2 separate regions of the Homo sapiens genome follow, and region 1 is linked to region 2. A link is a contact called in ENCODE Hi-C or POLR2A ChIA-PET data. All regions are on one chromosome and are shown on one strand. The core of a region is the stretch at or near the end of the contact, and the rest is flanking DNA. Distances in the headings are between cores, read along the strand shown. Region 1 overlaps ATXN1 (ataxin 1). Region 2 overlaps ATXN1 (ataxin 1).

Evidence for each region. A loop is a pair of places that touch in the nucleus more often than their neighbours do. ChIA-PET counts read pairs that join two places held with the same protein, here RNA polymerase II (POLR2A). Pooled maps may share reads with other maps.
Region 1: a map with no recorded cell type shows a loop between it and region 2 (2.6-fold over the local background). The contact joins two enhancer-like sites. A Hi-C loop is called at or near these places in 4 of 168 maps with a recorded cell type or tissue (B cell, GM12878, PC-3 and 1 more), 25 of 37 single-sample maps with no recorded cell type and 14 of 50 pooled maps. POLR2A ChIA-PET finds 5 or more read pairs at or near these places in 5 of 52 experiments (CD8-positive, alpha-beta memory T cell, Panc1, RWPE1 and 2 more).

What each region holds. Positions count from the first base shown.
Region 1 is chr6:16,709,197-16,715,535 of GRCh38, reverse strand. All of the region lies in intron 2 of ATXN1 (ataxin 1), which reads left to right. Among named protein-coding and RNA genes, the nearest start is that of ATXN1-AS1, 49 kb to the left of the region's middle. Within about 2 kb of position 2,240, at least 28 of the 41 ENCODE cell types and tissues checked have a DNase peak (open chromatin) inside an H3K27ac peak, as active enhancers do.
Region 2 is chr6:16,581,444-16,588,148 of GRCh38, reverse strand. ATXN1 (ataxin 1) reads left to right here. Exons shown (of 8, transcript NM_001128164.2): 4 at 2,242-2,369. Among named protein-coding and RNA genes, the nearest start is that of ATXN1-AS1, 180 kb to the left of the region's middle. Within about 2 kb of position 1,673, at least 4 of the 41 ENCODE cell types and tissues checked have a DNase peak (open chromatin) inside an H3K27ac peak, as active enhancers do.

The DNA.
Region 1 (6,339 bases), core at 991-3,490, 130 kb before region 2:
TACATCTTCTTGATCAACAGATATTAAGAGTTAAACATCTAGTGCCTGAAGTCTGCAACATTTTTGATTGAAGAAAATGTTGGGAACCACTGCCGTTGATGGCAGTAGTCATGAAATTTTTTGAATTAACACATGTTATAGGTTCCAGAGTCAGCTGCCCTAAATTTTACTAGCTTTGTGACTTTGAGCAAGTTATTTAACATACCTCAGCTGTAAGAGTCTTTATCTCTAACGTTAAAATAATAGCCTCTGTCTCTTAAGATTGTTATAAAGATATGATAATGTCTGAACGCATGTAGCATGGGGCCAGGCTGATGGGATATACTCATGTTTAAATAGAAGCTATTGTAATGATTTTTAGCGGATGTGGCATATGCAGATGTATTTTAGATTTGACCCAGTGTGGACGATGAGTTCAAAAGGGAGAGTTGTACGACCTTCCTGTTATCCAAGTGAGAAATAATGGGGCCAGGGTGGGCAGGGGATAGGTTAGGGAAGGAGAGGGGAGAGGGAGTATGGGAAGGTGTATGTCCACTTTAGGTAATGAAGTGAGAAATGAAAGAAGCCACATTCTGTTTCATGCCCAAAGCAACAGACAAGGCACAAATTAGAGTGTAGGGAAGCCAGTTTCTGTGACTTGATGGCATAGAATGGTGTGGCTTATCTGGCAAATTCCACGCCCCGTAACTCCTGGAATTGATCTGGATAAGAATTCACCTTGAGTAAATTTTAAAAATTAATTTAATAAATTAATAGCCCCCCCTTTGAAACACAGAAAAATTAGAATTACAGCATGAGTATCTTTTTTTGCTCTAAAACAGTACAGCCCAGCAGTTCAGCCTACACCCATCACAGAGCTTTCAAAGGAATGTATACAAGAAAATACATATACAATTACAAATTTTAAAAATTAAGTAACATGTATATACTGTTAAATATTTATATATTGATGCTTAGAAAAAGATGGGACAAATGTTAAGTGTCAGCTGGGAGGTTTTTACTTTCTTCTTTGCCATTTCTGTATTTTTCAAAATGAATATGTATATAATTTTAAAATGTGTTAACACTATTTCAAAAGGAAAACAATCACAAAAAGGAATAGATTGGAAAAGCTTCAGGGGACTTGCTATCCTTGTCTTTTTGGGTAGCTGTTCTACAAAGGCGGGTGGTGGTGGGTGCCTCCCAGCTGTGTCTCATTTCAGTCAGCGGATGCTCTGCTAAATCTAGTGATGGGCGGCCTACCTCCGAAAGGTGGGTGGGAGTGAGGGATGAGTGTAGCAGTAGTACATGCAAATGGGGCCAGGTTTTGGTGTGTGTGTGTGTGTGTGTGTGTGTGTGTGTGTGTGTGTGTGTGGTGTGTGGTTTTTTTTTTCTTTCTTTTTTTCTACAGTCTTACTCTGTCGCCCAGGCTGGCATGGAGTGGTGTGATCTTGGCTCACTGCAACCTCCGCCTCCTGGGTTCAAGTGATTCTCTGCCTCAACCTCCCAAGTAGCTGGGACTAGAGGTGCACACCACCACGCCTGGCTAATTTTTGTATTTTTATAAAGACGAGATTTCACATGTTGGCCAGGCTGGTCTCAAACTTCTGGCCTCATGTGATCCACCCGCTTTGGCCTCCCAAAGTACTGGGATTATAGGCATGAGTTACTACGCGCGGCCAGGGACCAGTTAAGATTTGACGATTACATTTTATTGAATGTTTGCATCAGAGGCACCTGGAAGGCTTGTTTAGACCACAGATTTCTGGGCGCCAGGCCCAGGGGTTCTGATTTAATAGTTCTAGGGTGGAGCCTGAGAATATGTATTTCTGACAAATCCCTCCGTGAAACTGATGCTGCTGGCCCCAGGACCACACTTTAAGTGAGGGGTAGTAAGCGGGTGGAGAACTGCATGGAGGATGAAAAGCATCCAGTTGGATTTTATATTTGCTCCCCCTTCTTCATATACACACACTGAAATCACTCCACTCTATGTTTTCTCAGATTCTTTCCCTGTCTGGAATATTTGGTTCTCTCTTCATGTTCAGTCAGTAGAAACAAGAAGTAACTCTTGGATTGAGCAGTTTTCACACAAGTAGCCCAAATGATATTGACACATCATTTCTACACAGCATCAGCTTGTTCACACACATACGCCCCCAGAGGCCAATGGCGTCCTTTGGCTTTGTTCTCCTTTTTAAAAATTCAGTGAGTAAGCTAATTTTATAGGAATGTCTCAGAAAGCTATTCCTGTAAACCCAGCGTTTGTAAATTGAAATAGAGGAAGCGGTGCTGATTACCGCAATTGTATTGAAACTTATTCATGGAGCGGTCCCTCTAGATTCAGATAGTTTGGACAGAAACCCTCCAACTCTTCCCTTACCACTCCATTGTTTGGTAAAGTTTAATGTGCTCACATGGCATCTACTTTTTCAGCCAGGGTTAATACTCCTAGCGATTCTTTCACTGGAAGGGATGACTCAGAGAGGAAGAGTTGGCATTAATTGCTTCATCAACTATGCTTATTATGAGTCATCTCTTGCTTGTCTTAGTAATTCAGCTGGAAAAAGGAGAAATGTTATCTCTGGTTCCTGAGGCCAGCTTGGGCTTCAGTGAACTAGGATACTCCCTCGTAGCCATTTGTGAGTTTCATTCAGTTACTAAGGGAATGAACAGATTGTGAATCTCATTATCCTAGCAGGTACATATAAATCTATAAATGGCGAATGGCAGTTACTTCCTGATGTTTATCAGTGATGAGATGCCACAGGCAGGACGTTAGCCCTAGAAAGGCACTGTTTTGAAGGTGGCTGATTAAGGGGCAAAAGAAAAAAAAAAAAAGCAAAAACGGAGGGATATGTTCAGGTCCCTGCCTTTACTCAGTTCCCTCCCCTAGCTTCCAATTTGATTAACAGAGGTGTCGAGGGAGGAAGAGAACAATTTCCAAATAAAACTGCCTTTGGTTCTTTTTTTGAGTGTAATGTGGTAACTGGATTATTTGGAAACACGAATTTAGGTCTCTTACTTTCTACTTCTTGCGTTCAGTTCACTCGTGTCTTCCTGTTTGGTGTATACCTTCCCCTTCTGACTCAGTCTTCTCTATTTCTCTTCTCACTGTAGCAGACCACCGTTCTTCCCCTGCCTTAGGCGTTTCTCACTTGCTGTCTGCCTTGCGTGGCTGTTTTCACTCAAGCATGTTCACTGTTCCTTTGTACGGAATAGGGGTTATCCCCACAGACCCTCCAGGTAGAAAGTACATCTTTCTTTTCACTAATAAATTAGTTTATTATTAATAGTGAAAAGAAAGTACATCTTTCTTTTCACTAATAAATTAGTTTCTATTTAGGGAGAACATACAGTGAAATCAACACATCTTAAGCGTACAGCGCAATGAGTTTTGATGAATGCATACATCCACATAATCAGCATCCTAATCAAGATATGGGACATTTCCATCACCCCAGAGCCCCTCTGCCCCCTTCCTGTCAACTTTCCACCTCCCCGTCATCAACCACTGCTTTGATTTCTGTCACTGTAATTGAATTTTGTTTGTTCTTGAGCTTCATACAAATGGAATCAGTCAGTACTTTTTCGTATCTGCTTTCTTTTGTTCAGCATATCATTTTTGAGATCATCTGTATTGTTGCAGGTAGCAACAGTTAATTTAAAAAATGCTAGCCAGAGGCCAAGGCAGGCATATTGCTTGAGTCTAGAAGTTCGAGATCAGCCTGGGCAACATGGTGAAACCCTGTCTCTATTAAAAATACAAAAACTAGGCGGCAGCAGTGGCACGCACCTGTAATCCCAGATACTCAGGAGGCTGAGGTGGGAGGATCACTTGAGCCTGGGAGGGGTCAAGCCTGCAGTGAGTCATGATGGTGCCACTGCACTTCCAGCCTGGGCAACAGAATGATGTGTCGCAAAACAAACAATCTATATCTATATAGATATAGATGGTTTTTTTTTTTATTTTGTGAACTTACATATATGTGTGTATATATATATGTGTATATATATGTGTATATATATGAGTTCTTTATATAGTCTGGATTTAAGTCATTTATCAGAAATATGAATTTTTTCTCAGTGTTTGGCTTACCTTTTTCATTTTTTAAACTGTGTTTGATGAGCCCCTTTAAATTTTAATGAAGTCTAATTTATCATTTTTTAAGATATATGCTTTTTGTGTCTTTATAACATTTTTGCTTACCCTGTGGTTGCTAAGATGTTATCCTCCTGTTTTCTCCTGGAAGATTTCTAGTTTAGCCTTAACATTTAAGTATATGAGCCATTTCAAATTAAGATATGAGGTGTAGGGGTCAAGATTCAGTTTTTATTAAAATGTATGAAACAACAATTATTGAAGTGATTTTTTTTCCTTATGAAATTGCCATCACACCTTTGTCAAAAATCATTTGGTTTTATATGTGTTTTAAGACTCTCTGTTCCACTGATCTGCAGTCTGTACTTAGGTCAATACTATATTGTCTTGATTAAAATACTGTCATGGGCTGGGCTCTATGGCTCTTGCCTGTAATCCCAGCACCTTGGGAGGCTGAGGTGGGAGGATCGCTTGGGCCCAGGAGTTTGAGGCTACAGTGACTGCAGCATTGCATTCCATCCTGGGCAGCAGAGTGAGACCGTGTCTCTATTAAAAATAATAATAATAGGCTGGGTGTGGTGGCTCATGCCTGTAATCCCAGTACTTTGGGAGGCCGAGGCAGAAAGATTGCTTGAGCTCAGGAGTTTGAGACCAGCCTGGGCAGCATAGCAAAACCCCATCTCTACTAAAAATACAAAAATCAGCTGGGTGAGGTGGCATGTGCCTGTAGTCCCATCTACTGGTGAGGCTGAGGTGGGAGGATCGCTTGAGCCCAGGAGGTTGAGGCTACAGTGAGCTGTGATCATGCCACTGCACTCCGGCCTGGGTGACTGAGCTGGACCCTGTCTCAAAAATAATAACAATAAAATTCAAAAATAATGAATAAATGTTAAAATTAAAAACTAAATAGCTTTATGGTAAATCTTGAAAACAGATAGCGTGAGTCCTCTCTGTCTTGTTTTTTCCCTCAAGATTATTTTGGTGGTGTTCTATCTCCTTCAGAGTTCCATATAAATCCCCCTACCCCCCAAAAAAGCCTGTTAGAAGTTAGTTCAGATTGCACTGAATCATAAGAGAGAAATTTAAGGAAAATTCACCTTAACAATATTGAAACTTCAATTCAAAAACACGGTATATCTTTCTCTGCCTTTTTAATGAATTTCTGCCAGGAATGTTTCCCTGTTTTTCCTGCAGAGACATTGCATATCTTTGGTAAAATTTAATTGTACTTTATGCTTTTCGATATAATACATGTAATTTTTAAATCATCCTTTTCAAATTATTTATATAACCAGGACTTTTTTTCTGATCGTACAGGGAAAGTATTAACTATTTCACCACTATTTCATCATGATGTTAGCTGTAGGTTTTTCATTTGCCTTTTATTGGATTGACGAAGTTTCCTTCTATTCTCTTTTTTCTAAGAATTTGTGTTTGTTTGTTTTTATCGGGAATGTGTGTTGAATTTTGTGCAGTTCATTTTTGCCTCTGTTGAGATGTCATATGGTTTTCCGCTTTATGTGGTGAATTATATTGATTGGTTTTAAGTGTTAAACCAAACTTGAGTTCCTGGGATAAGAACCAGTTATAATTATGTGTTATTTTGACCTATTGCTGGATATTTTGGCTAACATTTTATTAAGTATTTTTGCGACTATGTTTATTAAGAACATTGGTCTGTAATTTTGTTTCTTTATATAATATTTACTAGGGTTTAGTGTTAGTGTTAGTAATACTGATTATATAAAATGTATTCGTGGAGTCCTCCTGTTTTTTACTATTTTCTGAAAGAATTTATGTAAGATTTTCTTTCCTCTTAAAATTGATGAAATTCCACAGTGAAATCTTTGGGCTTGGAGTTCTCTTTGTGTGAAGGTTCTAAGTTTTTAAAATTTAATTTAAAAACATTATAAAGTAAAATATTCCCTTTTTTGATGTACAATTCTATGCATTTTAACATGTGTAGAGTTGCATAACTACCACCACAATCAGGATACAGAACAGTTGTATCATCATTGTGCCAAGGATTTTGATACTGAATTCAATTTCTTAACATATAGCCAACTCTTCAGATTTTCTGTTTATTCTTGCTATTGGTAAGTTATGCTTTCTATTTTTCAAGAAGTTTTTTATTTCATCCAAGTTGTGAGATTTATTGACATAAAGTTTTTAGTAATACTTTCTTCTTATCTATTTAGTGTCTGTAGGATTTATAGTGATATCCCCTTTTCCATTTTTAATGATGTTTTCATTTACTT
Region 2 (6,705 bases), core at 424-2,923:
ATGGTTGAATATGGGGCATAATTTGGGAGAGGAAGACGTCAGAGTGATGTTGATGCCATCACTGAGCTAGGAAACGTAGGTGAGGCAGAATCTATTCTGCTTAGATTTCCAGAAAACATTAGGGGATAGATGAGGATGACATCACAATGGAATTTAAGCTATTTAAGCTCAAGGTTGGCCTTGAAAAATGAGTAGGAATTTTCTTTTTTTTTTTTTTTAGACAGAGTTCCGCTGTTGATGCCCAGGCTGTAGTGCAATGGCACGATCTCAGCTTACTGCAACCTCTGCCTCCCAGGTTCAAGCGATTCTCCTGCCTCAGCCTCCCGGGTCACTGGGATTACAGGCGCCCACCACCATGCCTGGCTAGTTTTTTTTTTTAGTATAGATGGGGTTTCACCATGTTGGCCAGGCTGGTCTCGAACTCCTGACCTCAGGTGATCCTCCCGCCTTGGCCCCCCAAAGTGCTGGATTTACAGGCATGAGCCACTGTGTCCAGCTGAAAAATGAGTAGGAATTTTCTAAATGGCAAGGAGAGGCAAAGCATGTTAATCAAAGGGAGTGTCATATGCAAAGGCAGAGGCATAACAAAAATAGTGCAAATAAATGCCTACACATATACAAAAGGAGAGTTATTGTGGGACCCATACATAATTTTGTTGATTTCTTGATATGCTCATATCCATTTTGTGTTGCAGTGATTCTAAGATCTGTATTAGTATGTAGACTTTGTGAACAGGTAAACATGTTTAAGAATTTTTTAAGACATGGCTGTATTAGATATCGAAATTCCTCTCTTCATTTTCATATCTTTACTTTGGAATTCATATATGCCTTTTGATGTTATCATCTGACTTGTTTCTAATGAAATTTAGCCGCTTAGGCAGGACGTGGATTTTAGGTTTCTGCTTAGTGTTTTGGCATCTGGATTTGGGATTACTTAGCATTTTTAATTTACTAAAATAACCACCAACTTACACTCAGTTGAAATATGAACATGTCGGTTTCACTTGAGCTTGGGAATTAAAATCAAAGTACAGTCAAATCCAAAACAAATAATAGTAATTTTAAGACTAGGTGACATAACCCTCTGGGAAAAATGAGGTGATAGTGATTTGATACTTTTTTTTTTTTTGAGACAGAGTCTTGCTTTGTCACCAGGCTGGAGTGCAGTGGCATGATCTCAGCTCACTGCAAACTCTGCCTTCCGGTTCAAGTGATTCTCCTGCCTCAGCTTCCTGAGTAGCTGGGATTACGGGCACGCACCACCATGCGTGGCTAATTTTTGTATTTTTAGTAGAGATGGGGTTACACCATGTTGGCCAGGATGGTCTCGATCTCCTGACCTCATGATCCGCCCACCTCAGCCTCCCAAAGTGCTGGGATTACAGGCATGAGCCACCATGCCCCAGCCCCGATATGTTTTAATACTAACTACAGAAGTGTTGGTAGAAAGATCAGCCTTGAAGAGATGGTATAGTACTAGAATCCTAAGCATGACCTCTGTGAACTGTTGGCTTAAGTACTGGCTTTAACATCCGTTGGCTGTATTTACTGTCAGTTTTCTTGTCAATAATGCAGAGGTAAACATGATTCCTGGCCACCTCACAGACTGCAGTGGAGTGGGGCAATGTGTGTAAAGCCCTTAGCACATGGCCCAGAACATAGTAAATGTTTAATCAATGTTCGTGATGACCTTGGCCATCACTGACATCATGTCTTAACTGAGTTATTAACAAAGAGGCATGTGTAGTTTCAAAAGTGAAAGTGAGGCCGGAATGGTAAATACATGCACTGAATTTGCATAATTTTGTGGCTAGAAGGAGTCTTAGAGAAAGAGAGCATCAAATTCAGCAATGTTTCTGACATTTTCTATGAAGAACTGACTGCTTGTTATTTCTTAGAAATCTTAGAATCATTGAGCAGGGAAGGAGGGGCAGGAACGGGATTATTTTGATAGTGGTGTCCTCAAGGGGAGGAGATGGGGTGGGAAGCAACCCCTGGCCAGAACCCACTCATCCCTGGGGATAGGGACCTGCTGTGTCTCTGCCTGCTGAGTTTTTGACATTCTGATTTAAAAACCTTGTGTGTGTGTGTGTGTGTGTGTGCGCATGCTTGCGTGTGTGCATGTGTGTGTGAGAGATTATGCAATATGATGTTTCCCGTTTCTGTGACTTCAGCGAATGTGAATGAAGACCACAGAAGCAGCCTAACTCAGTGAGAATATTGTTTTTATAATTACAGGTCTAGGCGTTTTACACTGAGATTCTCCACTGCCACCCTTTCTACTCAAGCAAAATCTTCGTGAAAAGATCTGCTGCAAGGAACTGATAGCTTATGGTTCTCCATTGTGATGAAAGCACATGGTACAGGTAAACATCTCCAAAAGCTTTAAAGGAAAATAATTATCATTGAGTTGTAAAGTCCCCAAGATAGTGGTGGGGGTGTATACATATCTGGTCACACAAACATACACACACAACATACACATGTCTATTCATGTAGACTCCATTTTTTCCTACTGTCTCTTTTATAAAAATGGAACCCTTGCTTTTTTATGGGAAAGGAAATAACTTCTACTTATTTTGAGGTCACTAGTTAGGATAGATGACAAGGCATTGCTGATAATTCTGAAGGCATTTATAAATTTATAGATTTATAAATTCACTTAGAGAGACAAACATCAAATGGTAGTAGAGATTGTAGAAGTAGTAGAGATTATTAAGAGTATTGTTCCTCTTAACAATATAATTCTGAACATCTTTCATAGCAACAGATATTTTTCTACCGTATAGTTATTAATGATTAGTATACCATTGAGTAAACATTCTAAAATTTATTTAATTTATATCCCTTCTAACTGGACAGTTAGCCGTTTCTAATTTTTTTGCCTTTTTATTTTCTTGAGATAGGGTCTCACTCTGTCACCCAGGCTGGAGTGCAGTGGCATGATTTTGGCTCATTGCAGCTTCCACCTCCAAGGCTCAAGTGATCCTCCCACCTCAGCCTCCCAAGTATTAATAGCTGGGACTACAGGTGCACATCACCATGCCTGGCTAACTTTTGTATTTTTTTTTTTTATATAGTGATGAGGTTTTGCCATGTTGCCCAGGCTGGTCTCAAACTCGTGACCTCAAGCAGTCTTCCCACCTCAGCCTCCCAAAGTGTTGGGATTACAGGCGTGATCCACCACACCCAGACATTTTATTGCTTTCATGATGCCAAAAATATTCTTATAGCTCTGTATTAGTTCCCATTACAAATTATTTCCTTAGGCTAATTTCTTAGCAGCATACTGGTAAATGTAAGAGTTTTCAAGTTTTACGGCTTTTGGTAACTTGTTGCCAAATTACTTTCAGTAAAGTCATACCAGTTTGTATTTCCAGAGGCAGTTTATGAGAGCGTCTACTTAATACAGTTTTCCAATGCTGAGAATTTTGAAAACAAAAAGAGTTTTTTGCTGACTGATTATGCAAAATGGTGTTTCCATGTATTTTGGGTTTTGGGGGTGGGGGGGGTCATTTGTAAGTCAAGTAAATTGTACTGTTTTGTAGAACCTTCCTCCATTAGACAGCAGCATCCTTGAAACTTACCAGATTTCGACATTTCAGAAATAATATTAAATCCAGAAGGAGTAGAAGGGTCCTAGGGAATTTTAAGTTCTTCCTTTCTGGCCAAGTATTTTTAGACAACTATGAAATCACTAGATACAATCATTTTTCAGTGGAAAGCATAATTTTTCATTTCTTAAAAAGAGCAAAAAGGTATTTAATAAAAAAATTTTATTAGATATGTATCTGAAGTTATACTGCTCATTAGTTTAAAAATATGTATGTGCCTATATATGTATGTGTGTGTGTATATATATATATGTGTATATGTGTGTGTGTGTGTGTGTGTGTGTGTGTATATATATATATATATATATGTCCAATATCGGGAACATGATTAAATATAACTATGTTAGTGCCATATGATGGAAAAGCTGTAGATAAGATTGCAAGCTTCAGGCTGCCTGGGCTCAAATTCCAGCTCTGCTGTTTTCTTGAAGTGTGACATTGGGCAAGTTACTTTGCATGTAAAATTCGGATAATAATAGTACCCTTCTCCCTTGGGTGTTGCTGCAAATAATATATATGAAATGTTTAAAATCGTTAAAACTCCTATTTCAGGAGTATTTAATCATTTGAGAAAATGATCAATATAGAAGTAAACAAATGTAGGGTATTGGCATGAACCATAGTATAATCCTAATCTTCCAAAATTACTTTGCCTCTCTTTCCTCCCTCTTTTCATCCTCCTCTAGTATCTACAAAAAGGGTTTAGCATACTTCTGAATGGATTTAATTTGTATTAGTGGAGTAATCCCAGTCCTGGAGAGACTTCCTGATTCAAGTTTTCAAGTCAGAGACCCATTTTTCACAGAGCTTTGAAACCATGGCTGTCTGGATCACCTGGCTGGGGGCACCCTTGGAGCAGCCGTTGGGTGAGAGCAGAGCTTCCTTCCCAGCCAGGGCTGCCTAGCTCCTGTGGTACAGCAAGTGCCTTGGGCACAGAGTCCCTCACCGTCTGGCACCATATGTGAGCTGCCCTAGTTGGCTCATCTCTTCCCGTCATTACTAAATAAGCTTCATTTCACTAAATAAATGAAAGAGAAGGTAGATGAAGAGACCCCCCCGCCACACCCAGCTCTTAGGAAACGCATGCTTTATCCTACAGATGCATGAAGGGGAAGGCTGTAGGTTTGTGAATCTCTTGACCCTTTGGCTCCATCGTAACGTTGAAAAGTGAAAGGAAAAGTGGTCAAAGAATCATTTGGCATGAAGGAGACAAACACAGAACGACGTGTACGGCTTCAGCCTCTGCCTTTCACTGGTTACCCTGCTATGAGCTTGTGTATGTAGACGCTGCATTCGTTTTGGCCCTAATTTCTGGTCTAATTTGAACAGCTCTGTATTTCTCAGCAGAAGAGGAATATCTGAATTCCTAATTAAGACATGTTAGCTTAAGAATACCTCCTTAATGTGTCATAAATCATTCCCCTGTGACTATGAGGATGAATAAGAAAACAAAACTTGGATTTATACACACATGTATATTATTTCAACAAAATTAATAAGTTCATAGAGGGAGAGAGGACAACAAATGTGTTAGCAAATATAGGTCAGGAAAAGAGTTCATAATGTTCTGCCAGATTCTGATGAGGCACCTCATGAGTGTAGGTAGAAGGCCTCAAGTAACGGTAGTGGGAATGGTAATAACACTACCATATGGAACATTTGGTATTTGAATAGCACTTAGCTTCCTCCCAAACTACAAAATCAATAAAGACTCAGAGAGGAAGAAAGGATTCTCTTGCTGTGGATCACTGGCTGGTGTGCAGAAATGCAGACGTGTTGGTTGTCAAGGGCTTACCAGAATAAATTTCTCTAGGGAGACAGGAGAGTGGGAAATACTTAACCATATTAATTGTGCTGTGACCTCAGATCTGTGGTCAGCAGTTTTTGGTTGTTTCCATATACTGCACATGGTTGCCCACACCATTTTTGCATTCATGTACAAGACCTATCTGCAAGACCAGGCAGAATCATTGTTGAAATCTTAGTTCGCAAAGTCCCATGGGGACTTTGGGGTGTCTTAGGATTTTGCCAGCACAAAGTTAAAGCACAACTTTTGAATTGTGAGAAACTGAGACAAGGTCTTTAATTTTAATCCCATTCAGTCATTCCTCACTCATTTATTAATTTAGCAAAGGCCTTTTTAGGGGCAGCTATGTCCCAGTATAGGGCTGGGCATTGAAGATAATGGAGGAAAACAAGATTGACAAAAGACTGGCCCTAATGGAGTTTACAGTTCTCAGGGAGATACAGTCAACACCATCATAACTGGTTTGGGGGAACAGGGGAGATGAACTGGACCATTCTAAAAGGAGGCAAGAGGTGCATCTGAAATTGGAAACTGGAGAAACCAGGGGAGACAGACCTGTTGATCTGGAAGGCATAGAACAGAAAGAACCAGAGAATAGTCAGGGACTGACAATGAGGTTGTGATTGTTGACAGCCGGACCAGGCCAGGAAATGAAGAAGGTAAGGAGAGAAGCGTACTGTCTAACACCCCTCGAATGCACAGTTGCTAGGGCCAGTAAAGATCATCGGGCTACTCATCTCTCAATTTAGGTAATGTAAATGATGCATCTTATTGACAATCCATATCCTTAAGAAATTGTGAAATGAGTCTTTTACTTTTTATAACTCTACAAACATGTTAGAAAGATGGATGTCACCGTGTCTTTATCACAGTATGGTGATTTTTCTTAACCACCCAAAGGAAGAATCGAGGTGCACCAGAACACGTGTACCTTGTTCTCTTATTAACCATATCCTTTTTCTTACTTTACCCACTATAATTCACCTCAGAGAGTGAGATTAATTATATAATTAATCCTACCTTTTGTGCACATGCATAATTAACTTTATTTAGTTCACTTTAAACAGATTTTAGGTTCCAGATCTAAATAATAGCCCCTCCATTTGTCACATCTTGACCTCTTTACTATTTGGTACCCTTCCACTCAGCATTGTTTGTGGGATTGTGGTTCTTCTTACCTTCCTCCCTCCATTCCTGGGTGCTTTTAGTGGTCTCTTAAATAACAGGCTCTGCTCAGAGATTTCTTTTATCTCCTTAGGCCTTGACCTGCATTTGGTAAAG